Linked DNA regions of Homo sapiens: region 1 is linked to region 2. Evidence: chromatin contacts called from ENCODE Hi-C or POLR2A ChIA-PET data. All regions are on one chromosome and are shown on one strand. Each heading gives the region's core, a stretch centred on a gene start or an enhancer-like site at or near the end of the contact. The rest is flanking DNA. Distances are from core to core; before and after follow the strand shown. Region 1 overlaps LOC105369844 (a long non-coding RNA gene). Region 2 has its middle 52 kb from the start of PHLDA1-AS1.

The links. Hi-C counts contacts between places; a loop is a spot of excess contacts on that map. ChIA-PET counts read pairs that join two places held with the same protein, here RNA polymerase II (POLR2A). Pooled maps may share reads with other maps.
Region 1: a loop to region 2 is called in a map of PC-9, with 3 times the contacts of the local background. The contact joins two enhancer-like sites. A Hi-C loop is called at or near these places in 1 of 168 maps with a recorded cell type or tissue (PC-9) and 7 of 50 pooled maps. POLR2A ChIA-PET finds 5 or more read pairs at or near these places in 4 of 52 experiments (GM10248, Panc1, WTC11 and 1 more).

Annotation. Positions count from the first base shown.
Region 1 is chr12:75,781,633-75,787,294 of GRCh38, reverse strand. The region is part of intron 1 of LOC105369844 (a long non-coding RNA gene); the gene reads left to right. Among named protein-coding and RNA genes, the nearest start is that of PHLDA1-AS1, 250 kb to the left of the region's middle. Within about 2 kb of position 2,559, at least 11 of the 41 ENCODE cell types and tissues checked have a DNase peak (open chromatin) inside an H3K27ac peak, as active enhancers do; they include PC-9, where a contact is called at or near this core.
Region 2 is chr12:75,975,301-75,980,980 of GRCh38, reverse strand. No RefSeq gene overlaps it. Among named protein-coding and RNA genes, the nearest start is that of PHLDA1-AS1, 52 kb to the left of the region's middle. RefSeq lists enhancers at 2,730-2,779, 2,789-2,933, 2,810-2,979, 2,308-3,507 and a cis regulatory region at 2,855-2,868. Within about 2 kb of position 2,125, at least 25 of the 41 ENCODE cell types and tissues checked have a DNase peak (open chromatin) inside an H3K27ac peak, as active enhancers do; they include PC-9, where a contact is called at or near this core.

The sequences.
Region 1 (5,662 bases), core at 1,310-3,809, 190 kb after region 2:
GTGATTTTCCTGCTTCAGCCTCCTGAGTAGTTGGGACTACAGGCATGTGCCACCATGCCCAGCTAATTTTTTTTTTTTTGTATTTTTAGTAGAGACGGGGTTATACCATGTTGGCCAGGCTGGTCTTGAACTCCTGACCTCAGATGATCCACCTGCTTTGGCCTCCCAAAGTGTTGGGATTACAGGCATGAGCCACCATGCCCTGCCAGGACTAATTTTTTTCTTTGTTCACCAGGGTGAGTAAATACAATCTTTCAAATACTCTCAAGAGTAGGCCTGCCTCAGTTTTGCTTGACATTGAATGAATATGATTCAATTCTCAAATACCTTGGTATTGAAAGTGGGGTATAGGTGGTCTATTATATTGACAGTATTTTTACATTAGTCTTATTCATGTAGCACATATTTGTTGAGCATGAAATGTGTGCTAGATGCTAGCAATATAACAGGATATAGAATAGATATAGCCTCTGCCTTCAAAAAGTCTATAGTCTACTAAGGGAGGCAGACATTAATTCTAATTGCAGTAAGTGCTATGAAGAAAAAGCATACATCATTTTGCTAAGTGTCATGGAGAGGAACCTCTTTTCCACCTGATTCCTATTTCCTTGTGGAGAGGTATCAATTAATATAGCACTCCTGGCTTCTCTGAATGGGGCATGCCTAGCTTAGCCTTTCTCATCCCTTTGCTTTTGGGATGGGCTTGTCTGCTCTGAGTCTCTGCCTCTGAGTGGGAATTAGGGTTGGGGCCTTCCAGGTTTCCGGTGCTGCCGTGACTGCATAGGTCTATCTAATTCTGCCAGTTAAATTAGGAAATCCACTGATACCCTGCACTTAAGTACAGTCCCCAACCTAGCCTTTATTAGTATTTTGTTGATAGTTGACTGTCATCTGTTGATCCTATTGTCTCTCTCAATTCAGAATTTAGGTGGAATAGGTGGTGTTATTATTGGGTCCCTCAAACCTCAATAGTAAGAATCAATTTGACGCTTATACTAGGGGAACTGACAGAGTGTAATTTCTGGAGCAGTGTAATTTCTGGACCTGTGGTTTTCAGAATTCTGCTGCTCACGGGAAGGTGGATTGTAGTGAGCTGACAGGGCCGAATTCTGCCCCCTTCACCAGTGCCTGCAGTGATGACAGATTTGTTTTGATCTATTTTACATATTAAGCTTCCACATAAAAATTCTGAGCTTAAAAATAATTTAAAACCAGTGCCTTGAACTTGTTGCTTTCAAACATTTTAAACCACAATCCTCAGTCATAGTTACATTTTATATTATTCAAACTCGTATATATTATATACATGTGTATACTGACCTTACTATCTGTGGTATAGTTTATTGCATTTCCATTTCATACCAAAGAGAAGTTTGGTTAAAACTCATGGAATTGATTCCACAACCCTCATTACATGAAATTTAAAAAATTCTGCACAAGACCATGTTTATTTTATCTCAGGCCTCTTGTCTAGTAAAGACCTGACCTTCCCCTGATCATATCCCTTTTGCCCCATGGGCCTTATTTCTTTTGGAGCTCAATATATCATTCATTTTCTGTATACAAATACATTAGAGTTAAACTTATGAAATTACCAGCCCTTCTGAGAAAGTACTTTTTCAACATTGTTATTATTGCTGAGGATTTCAACAATAGCAAAATAATGTATTACATTCCAAACTTGGCAAATGTTACTAAATATTTCTCTTGAGGCTCATTTTCAACCATATTATTATTACTGGCCTGTTTTTTTGGGTTTAATGAGATAATTTTCTATCAAATCATGGTAGCGAACAGAGCTGACACAAATTCTCAAGTTTGTGGTAAAGTTTATACTCCATTGGAAAGTTTCTTTTATATAACAATATTGGCAGGGCTCATGTTTTAGAATGAATTATTTATGTGGGCCCATTCACCACTGCTACCCCATTCTACACAGCATGACATCCAGAAAATGGCAGTTTTGATGAGCATGATGAAGGCAGTATCATTTTTGTGCTTGATACAGTGGCCGGAAAGTTCAGGTCTGGGTGGCATCCTGAGAAAGGGAGCAAGGCAGTGTGGTGATGCCAGGTGCAAGAAGGTGGGGGTGTCCAGAGGGAAGTGAGATGCTCTGCAAAAAAGTCAGAGGACATCTCAGAAAATAGAGCCACCTTCCTGATGTAGCTTCCAACAGTCCTGTCTCCTAATCCCTTCCAGCCCCCAAATATATGAAGCTGACTTCAGAGAGATAAACACCAAGGAGTCAACCCATTACTTAGCTTTTGTTTCCAAAATAAGACATCTTCTAGTTAGGAGAGCTTCTGACCGAGGGGCAAGTGGTTTATCCTCAAGATGGTAGAAAAGCAATGTGCATGCTCAGTAAAACTTGGCCTCACCAGATGCCAGGCTCAGAGAGTCCTCTTTCCTGCCTTTCTTGCGTCACTGCCTGTTTGCTTGAAACAAGCAGTAGAAATAGTCAAACACAGGTGCTGGCTGCACTGGCAGCACAGCCTCTCCTCCAGATTCAGGCTCTCCCTGGATGGCACTGGCTGGTAACCACAGAGTGAAGATCTAATCAAGCCAATGCTGGCTCCCTGCCCACCACTAGCTGGTTTTATTCAGCTTCCCCAGTGTTGATAATAAAACACAAGTGAGCCTTCAGTTTCTTGCCTGCTAGTTCCAAAGCCAGCATTTGCTGCATGCTCTCTGACTTGCAATTTGGTGGCATCCTGGACAGGACACTTGCCTACAATCAGCACACCTGGCTTCTTTGTCTAGGTTTTGCCTCCAACACATGGTACACATCACTTCAGCTACCTGTGCTTTATTTCAAATGGAGATACTAACCCCTAATGTTGGCCAAGCTTTGTGATTATTTATCTCAGGGATTTATCAGGGTTGAAAGCAGAAAAAGCTTTAATGAAATTCAAGACTCTGTCCTAAGATCCTAAATGGTTGAAGTGTGTCCTGGAGGGGGCTGGAGTGGAACAGGCCATATGAGAAACAATAAGGCTGGAAGGAGAGATTTCTGGTGACTGGGAGGGAGAGACAGATCCTGCCCTCAGAATTTGTACCCTACTCAGGTTGTGAGAAGGCCTCAGGGGGGAAGTGTTGACAGGAAGGGCACCTGTAGGAGGCTTGGGTTCTCCCACTTGTGTTCCCCTGTTTCATCTGAGATTTCTAGTCTTGGCAAAGAAGCAGCAGAACCTGGGATAATGGGTGTCTCAGCCACAGCCAGTGTGGACCCGCAACTGACACCTTGAGGGCATTCCCCATCTTGAAGCTAGTTAAGACCCCAGGACTTTTACATATTTGCAGGAGGAAACCCAAGAAAGCGTAGGTTTAACTTCTAGGTCCAGCGAGAGTGGAGCTTGGAGTCAGAATTATAGTGATTTCAAGAATGGGAAGAGTAGGTAATGCACAATTTTTTGCATACCCAAGTGAATGGACTGAGGTTCTTAGTCTATATGTGTGTCACTGTATTTACTCAGTGAACTCTCAGAAAACCTTGTACTTCTTTTCTGCACACACTGAGCTTCTCTGCCAGGTGCCTTCTGAGGACATGAGAGCTTCATGCTAGGCTGGCCTTGATGCAGTGTGGGCAAGGCCTGGAGCAAAGAGTCATGAAAGTTGGAGGCTTGGAGTCCTGCCCACGGGTGGATGAGTGGCCCAGGCAGGCCAGGACTAAGTGCTGAAAGCCCATCAGTGCAGAATCATCCCATCGGGGCAGCATCGGGGTAACAGTCAAGCAGCAGCTCTTTGCCCAGTCTCCTTTTGCACCAGCTGTAGCTATTTGGGACTGATATGTTCTCAGGGCTTCCTCAGCCCCAAGTCCATGACCCCGTTTGTGCTTAAGGTGAACAGACGTCTCTCCTTTTAACAGAGGGGCAGGAACCCAGGAGACTGCTGAGCCAAAGCTTCTCCCCAGCTGTAATGCTTTCCTGAAATAGAGACTTTGCCTTGGCTCTTAGACCCAGCTCCATACTTTACTGTTCCCAGTTAGTCATGGAAAGACGAAGGTGCCTAAAAATAAGCACCATCTGGGCCCACAAGGTTCAGCAGGGCACACTCACAGCTAATGGAGAAAGTTTCAGTCTGCCTTTGTGGTCCTGGAAACCCAGCTGTGATGCGCTTGCCAGAAGGGCCCTTCAAGCCGTGTTATTCTGAGTGTCTCTCAGGGCAGCCTTTGCAAAGGCAACTTTTCACTGCCTGTAAGTTCTTGAGGTCACCCAAGGATAGCAGCTTCAGGGAAAATATGAGAAAAAATGTATTTTTAGTGCATTTTCTCATGTCTTTGTGTTGCCCCGCTCTCTTTCATGCTTCTGCAGTCCCCACTCCACTCTCCATTAGCTGCCTAGCTTCTGTGCCTGGTCATCTTCCCAGATGCCCAGAGACTTCTATGATGCCCTGAGCCTCCCTTTCCTAACACCCTTTTGGCTCTCCTCTTTATAAAAACTGACACATCTGTCCTTCAGAGAATGAAGCTAATCTGATAAATTAATTCATAACAAAGTGTAAAGGAGGATGGTTTAAGATGACCTGTTATACAGAAAATGGTTGCACTTTTATAGTGGTTAAAAAACATATACAATTTACCATCTTAACCATTTTTAAGTGGACAGTTCTGTAGGGTTCAGCTTATCTCTAATGGTATGAAATGGATCCCCGGAAGGTTTTCGTCTTGCAGAACTGAACCTCTGTAGTTATTAAACGATTCCTTACTTCCCCCTCCTCCCAAACTCTGGTAACCACCATTCTGCATTTTCATATCTATACATTTGACTACTTTAGATACCTCGTATAAGTGGAATCGTATGGTTATTGTCCTTTTGTGACTGGCCTGTTTTACTTAACATACTGTCCTCAAGGTTCATTTCTGTCTTAGCACATAACAAGATGTCCTTCCTTCTTAAGGGAGCATGGTATTCCATTGCATGTACATAGCACATTCTGTTTATCCATTCATCTATTAATGGACATTTGGGTTGCTTCCACCTCTTTGCTATTGGGAATAGTGCTGCTAAGAACATGAGTGTTCACATATCTCTTTGAGATCCTGCTTTCAATTATTTTGGAAATATACCCAGAAATGGGATTTCTGGACCACATGGTAGCTCTATTTGTAATTTTTTAAAGAACAGCCACGCTTTTCCGTAGTGGCTGCATCATTTTACAACCCAATAAACAGTGCACAAAAGTTCCAACTTCTTTACATCCCTGCCAACACTTGTTGTTTTCTGGGTTTGTTTTTTTTTTTTATTTGATAGTAGTGATCCTAATGAGTGTCAGAGTATGATTGTATTTTAAGGGAAGATTTTCATGCTTCACCCTGAAAGAATGATGATGGTGTTGATTTCAGGCTCTGGCACAAGCCAAGAGGAAATATTAGATATTTTGTTTAGGAAATTCTTGTTGCATCCTTCAAATCACATGACATAAGCCTCAGCAGAATCATTATATATCACTTGAGTGACAGATAGCTGAGTCACCTGCCCCTGAGGTCTAGATAAGATTACCTTCTCCATACCCCATTCTAGAATTGAGAAAAGTCAGACTCATGACACAGGATTATGCACATTTCTGGAGGGCTTATTTGTCATGGTCTTATCTCTGTTTTTTGCGTCCTGCTCATGTTATTTTTTTTTTTCCCCCTCTCCTATCTATATCATTCTTGTTTTGT
Region 2 (5,680 bases), core at 876-3,375:
GTCAGGAGATCAAGACCATCCTGGCTAACACGGTGAAACCCTGTCTCTACTAAAAATACAAAAAATTAGCCGAGCGTGGTGGCACATTCCTGTAGTCCCAGCTACTCTGGAGGCTGAGGCAGGAAAACCACTTGAACCCAGGAGATGGAGGTTGCAGTGAGCAGAGATTGCGCCACTGCACTCCAGCCTGGGCGACAGAGCGAGACTCCGTCAAAAACAAACAAACACCCACTAAATCAGCAAAAGAGAATCAATACAATTCATTTCTCTTTTCCTAAAGATTTTAGTTTTCCTAGAAAATTTCTAACAACCGTGACATTCATTTGAAATCTAAAAGTTGGGTTGTCTTTTTCTATTCCCAGAGTCAGAACTTTGATTAACGTAAAGAAATCTCGAATCTCTAAGCTGCTGATTTAAAAAATAAATATGTATATATGTGTATGTATTGTCTTGAACATAATGAGGTCCTGAACCAGAAACCAATTGTACTGTACATCTGCAATAAACTAGCTACTAAATGCCAAGCTATGGGGAACATGCACTAATTAAAGACAGACTGTCTAATTTTTCTGTGATTGCTACAAAGTAATCGTGATAGTCTCAATGCACATGACAGATGCTCACTAAATTGTTGATAGGTTAGTTCCGGTTCAAAATGGTGGGAGAAGATGAGAGTGTGATTTATCTTATCGTAAATGTTGTTCCCAACAGAAGGTCAGACGATGAATTCCCAATGAGAAGTTGAACCCAATTGGCCCCTTTCTATGTGTGCTTGATGAGGTGTTTCTGATGGGGCTTTTATTGGTCAAGCTTGAAAGACCATCTTTTCAGAAAGGTCAAATTCCCCATTATCCAGGAATAGGGAAATAAGGCTACAAACTTCTAGGGCTTCTGCTGCTGTCTTTCTTCCTTTCTCATTTCTTATACATAAGAAAGAAATATCGAAAATTCATAGATGACAGCTGAGATGTCCTCTTGGAAATAAGACTTCATTATGTTTCCCGTCTACTGCCTGCTATGATTACATAAAGAAAAGGTGACCAGAATCACTGTAGCAACAAATAGAATTCAGTTGCTTCTTTTCCTGCCCTCAGCCTCCTAGGGCCTATAGTGTGGTGGCTGAGAGCTCAGATTCTGGAGGTGAACAGCTCTGGGCTTAAATCCTGGCTCCTTTACCTTTTGGCTTGATTTTGGGCAAGTTACACAATCCCCTAAACTCATCATTTCCCATCTGAAGTGGGGATGAAAATAGCACCAATCTAATATGGTTACTATGAAGATTAAAAGGATTAATGTTTGTAAAAAAAAATTAGCAGTGTACCTGGCATATGGTAAATATCAAATTTATGATAGCTGTTTTAAAAATTATTATTATTGCAGAAATATACTAGTTCATTAGTTGCATATACTGATAGAAGTGGGGATGGAACTTCATAAGGGAGTGGAAAGAGAATACTAGCACTCCCTGGTACCACTTGTATGTAAATCACTTAACGGTGTGCAAAGGATCACACTATAGTTCTGTGATGTGAGAGAAGACTGAATCACTTCCATTTCCGTTGGTAAATGCTAAGGGCAACTACAGGGTGCAGGGCAATAAATGCTGCCTCTCTACTTGGAAATGACTAATCTCCTTTCTCTAAAGTAAAGTGATGTTGAAGTGGGTAAGAAGAGAGAAGATGAAGGTAGCCAGAGTGAGAAGTGGGATGGAAGGGACAGGGAAGTTTCTAAGATCAGCCCCAAATCTTCCTTCTTGAGCTGTGACCAGAACACCATCCAATATCCAATGTCTTCTATCAGCCTGAGTTATCAAGCACAGGAGAGAGCTCCGTATTAAACTGTGTGGCATACGAGTGCCTAATTCCCAGTCTTCTAACTAGTAAGGACAAGGTTTCCTTGCCAAGTTTATCCTGAGGGCAAAGGCCTGGGTGATGTTTTTTGAGGGATGGTATATTCTTTTTAAAAAAGGTATTTAGGAAGCTGTACTTTGTAGACCCATGTGAGAAGGGAAATTGCATTTAAAACTCACCTTGGGGTGAAGGGAAATGCCTTTGAACTCTGCAACTCAGTAGGTAGTCACTTATCCCCCTCATCATTGATGGGTGAGCAGACAAGCTGAGAGCAATCGCATCTCAGCGTACAGTCCTGATGCACTTGTATTCAGTAATGTAGGCAGTTTGAGGTTTGCCCTTCTGTCCTCGCTAGGTGTTTGCTTTCTACTCTGTACATGTTTTAGGATGAACTATAGTTATCTTCCAAATTAGCATTTTAAAGGCATTCTGATTTTGTTTAAAACAAATCACAACGTGAAGTATTGGACTATGGCTGTAGATAATTCTTCAGATTGTGTTAGTACTCCTGGACCAGTTATTGTGAACTCATGGCCTTTTCAAAATGCAGTCGTTGGCTTTCATCTTCTTAAATGTGACTCTATCAAATCCATTCCAACTCTCATACTGGCATTAGTTTGGCCTACTTCCTCTAACGCAAGCCAAGCAAATTCTCCAAATACCAAATATAAGATGGAGATTCAAAGGTCATTGTTTTCTTCCATGCCATTCCACTCCACTCCCACCCCCAGCCAGCAGGGTAAGGGTTCAGATTCCTGCTTAAAACAACAGGTCAGTGGGCACTGCCAAATCATCCTCAATGCCGTTTCAACTGCTAAGTTTTCTGTATCACAAAACCAATGTTTATCCTGTATTTGCAACCCCTGAGCTGCGTTCTCTTGCCCTGATTCTCTTGCTCTTCCCTGCCAGTGAATTTGCATCATTTCTGTGTGTGCTTTGTTTGACTGCCCTGACTCCAGTTCTGCTGAGACTGTCTGTGGGTGGTTTCCCTGTGCAGAGATGACAAGTGCAAAGGTCAGAAGCTTCCATGATTCATTTCCTCTTTGCTGCACGCAGTGGATGGTTTTCTGGGTGAGTCACTCAGATGCCAAACACAGGAGGGATTTTCTTCACATAGAGGCCCTGAGGCTCTGCTATGCCCTGAATTGGAGGAGGAACTGAGTTCTTAATATTTCCTGAAAAATTGTGTATTTTTTCCAATGATTTCATAAGCCCATTTGTATTCCCTTTCTTTGCATCTGATGACTCTGATTTGCGAATGCTGCGTACCCCTTGGAGAACATTTTGGTATCTTGTAGAGCTTCACTGAGTTCTGACTCAAGAGTAATTGGACTCTTTGAAATATACCCCAAAAGCCTGGATGCAGTAGCTCACACCTATAATCCCAGCGTTTTGGGAGGCCAGGCGGGAGGATTGCTTGAGGCCAGGAGTTTGAGACCAGCCTGGGCAACATAGTAAGACCCTGTCTCTCTCTAAAAAAAAAAAAAAAAAAATTACGTGTGTGTGTGTGTGTGTGTATTATGTTTGTGTGTATATATCTCAAGCATATTCCTGTATTAAAACATTCCCTGGTATGTTATCTATACAGGAGTATTAACAGCAGTCTACCTGTGGCTCTTCAAAAATCCACCCTCCTAGCCAGGCACAGCGGCTCATGCCTGTAATCCCAGCACTTTGTGAAGCCGAGGTGGGCAGATCACTTGAGGTTAGGAGTTCAAGACTAGCGTGGCCAGAGTGGTGAAACCCCATCTCTACTAGAAATACAAAAATTAGCCAGGCGTGGTGGCGGGCACTTGTAATCCCAGCTATTCGGGAGGCTGAGGCAGAGAATCTCTTGAATCCAGGAGGCAGAGATTGCAGTGAGTCGACATCGTGCCACTGGCCTCCAGCCTTGGGTGACAGAGTGAGACTCTGTCTTAAAAAAAAAAAAAAAAATACTACCCTCCTCTTCTTCTTCCAGAATAAAAATCTATGGGAGGAACAAGAACATCAACTGAGGATGATGGTAATGTTGCAATACCTAGGGCTGAAACCTACAGCAAAGTATTATTTTCTCAATGAAGAGAGGTTATTATTTTCTTTTTTTTAAACCTTTAAAAATTATGAAATAGAATATGCAAACAGAAGGCATAAGTGTATAGTACAATGAATAATTACAAAGTGAATACCCTCCATCAAGAAATGGAACATGGCCAGCCCAGACGTCCCTCCTTTGTTTACCTTCTAGACGTACCTCCCTTCTCCTGTCTTGAGGTATCCACTACCCTGATTTTTGTGGTAGTCATTTCCTTGCTTTTCTTACCACCTATGTATGCAAGGTTGTTATTTTGTAAAGCAGTATCAATTCCATCTTCTGCCGGTGGCACTATGTAATTCACTTGTATTAAGTAGCGACCACAGGATGACTTTGGGCTAGAGTGGTATATATCTATTCTCTCCCCACCCTAAAATTCCATAAAAATGCTTATCCATGTCTACTGTGTCATGAACTAATAATACTCCTGCTAAGACACATGTTTAAAGTAATGACAGTGAAGAGGTAAAATAAGCACGAAATTTTCAGTGGTCTGTCTCCTGTGCTCTGGGGTTCCTGAGCTGCAAATAGAGTTAAATGATCTGTGATGGGAATATAGAAATCCTCCCCGCCAACCCCCTGCCACCTCTTACTATCCCCTCTCTCTGATTTCCCTGGGAAATATCCCAGCAAGTTGTAAAATCTGCAGAACTTGGGCATGAAAAGGATCTATTTACAGGTCCTGAACTTTCCCCTTTTGGTTTCTTACTTTGAGAACATACAGGCTGTTTCAGCATATTTCTTTATCAGGGCAACTCACCCCAAAGATTATTTGATCTTCTTTAGTCTGACATGTTCTCTGCTGAGCTAGGAAAAGCAGCTGAGTGGAAATGGGACTTAAAATGTAATTCTTAACCATTTTTACTTCCTCGCCTTCCTTCTCTTCCTTGATTGGCTCAGGCAGGTTTGTAGAGGCAGAAAAGGAAATTAACGTTTATTACACCCCTATTTTGTGCCAGGCACTTTTGAGTCCATTATCTTATTAAATACAACACCAGGAGATACTTATTTTTTTTTGTTGGCTCCATTTTGTAATGGAGGCCACTGCATTTCAGAGCACTTAAGTAACTAAACATCATTATGTAGTTAGAAATGGCCATAATGAGGAACTAAACGGTCTAACTCCAAAGCCAAGTTCTCTTTCTTCTCTATCAAGCTGTCTCTTATTTCACTTGCCTGATGACCTTGGAGTGCCCTTGGCAACCACTTTTTAAAGGAGGGTCTATTTTTGTTAGGCAGAATGAAAAGTTATTGGGTTTATTAGCAGTAATGGGTTCAAGGTCTCAGAGTTTTCTTTTTTTTTTTTTGAGACAGGGTCTTGTTGTGTCACCCAGGTTGGAGTGCAGTAGCGCAATCACTGCTTACTATAGCTCCAACCTCTCGGCTCAAGTGATCCTCCTGCTTCAGCCTCCTGAGTAACTGGGATCACGCCCAGCTAATGTTTTTATAATTTTTAGTGGTGACGAGGTCTTGCTATGTGCCCAAGCTGGCCTGAAGCAATTGTCCCACCTCAGTCTCCCAAAATGCTGAGATTACAGGTATGAACCACCATGCTGGCCTCAGTTTTCTTCTTAAGAGCACTGGCTTAGGGCTGGGTGTGGGGTGTGGTGGCTCACACCTTTAATCCCAATGCTTTGGGAGGCCGAGGCAGGTGGATCATTTGAGGTCAGGAGTTCAAGTCCAGCCTGGCCAACATGGTGAAACCCTGTCTCTACTAAAAATACAAAAATCAGCTGGGCCTGGTGTTGCACACCTG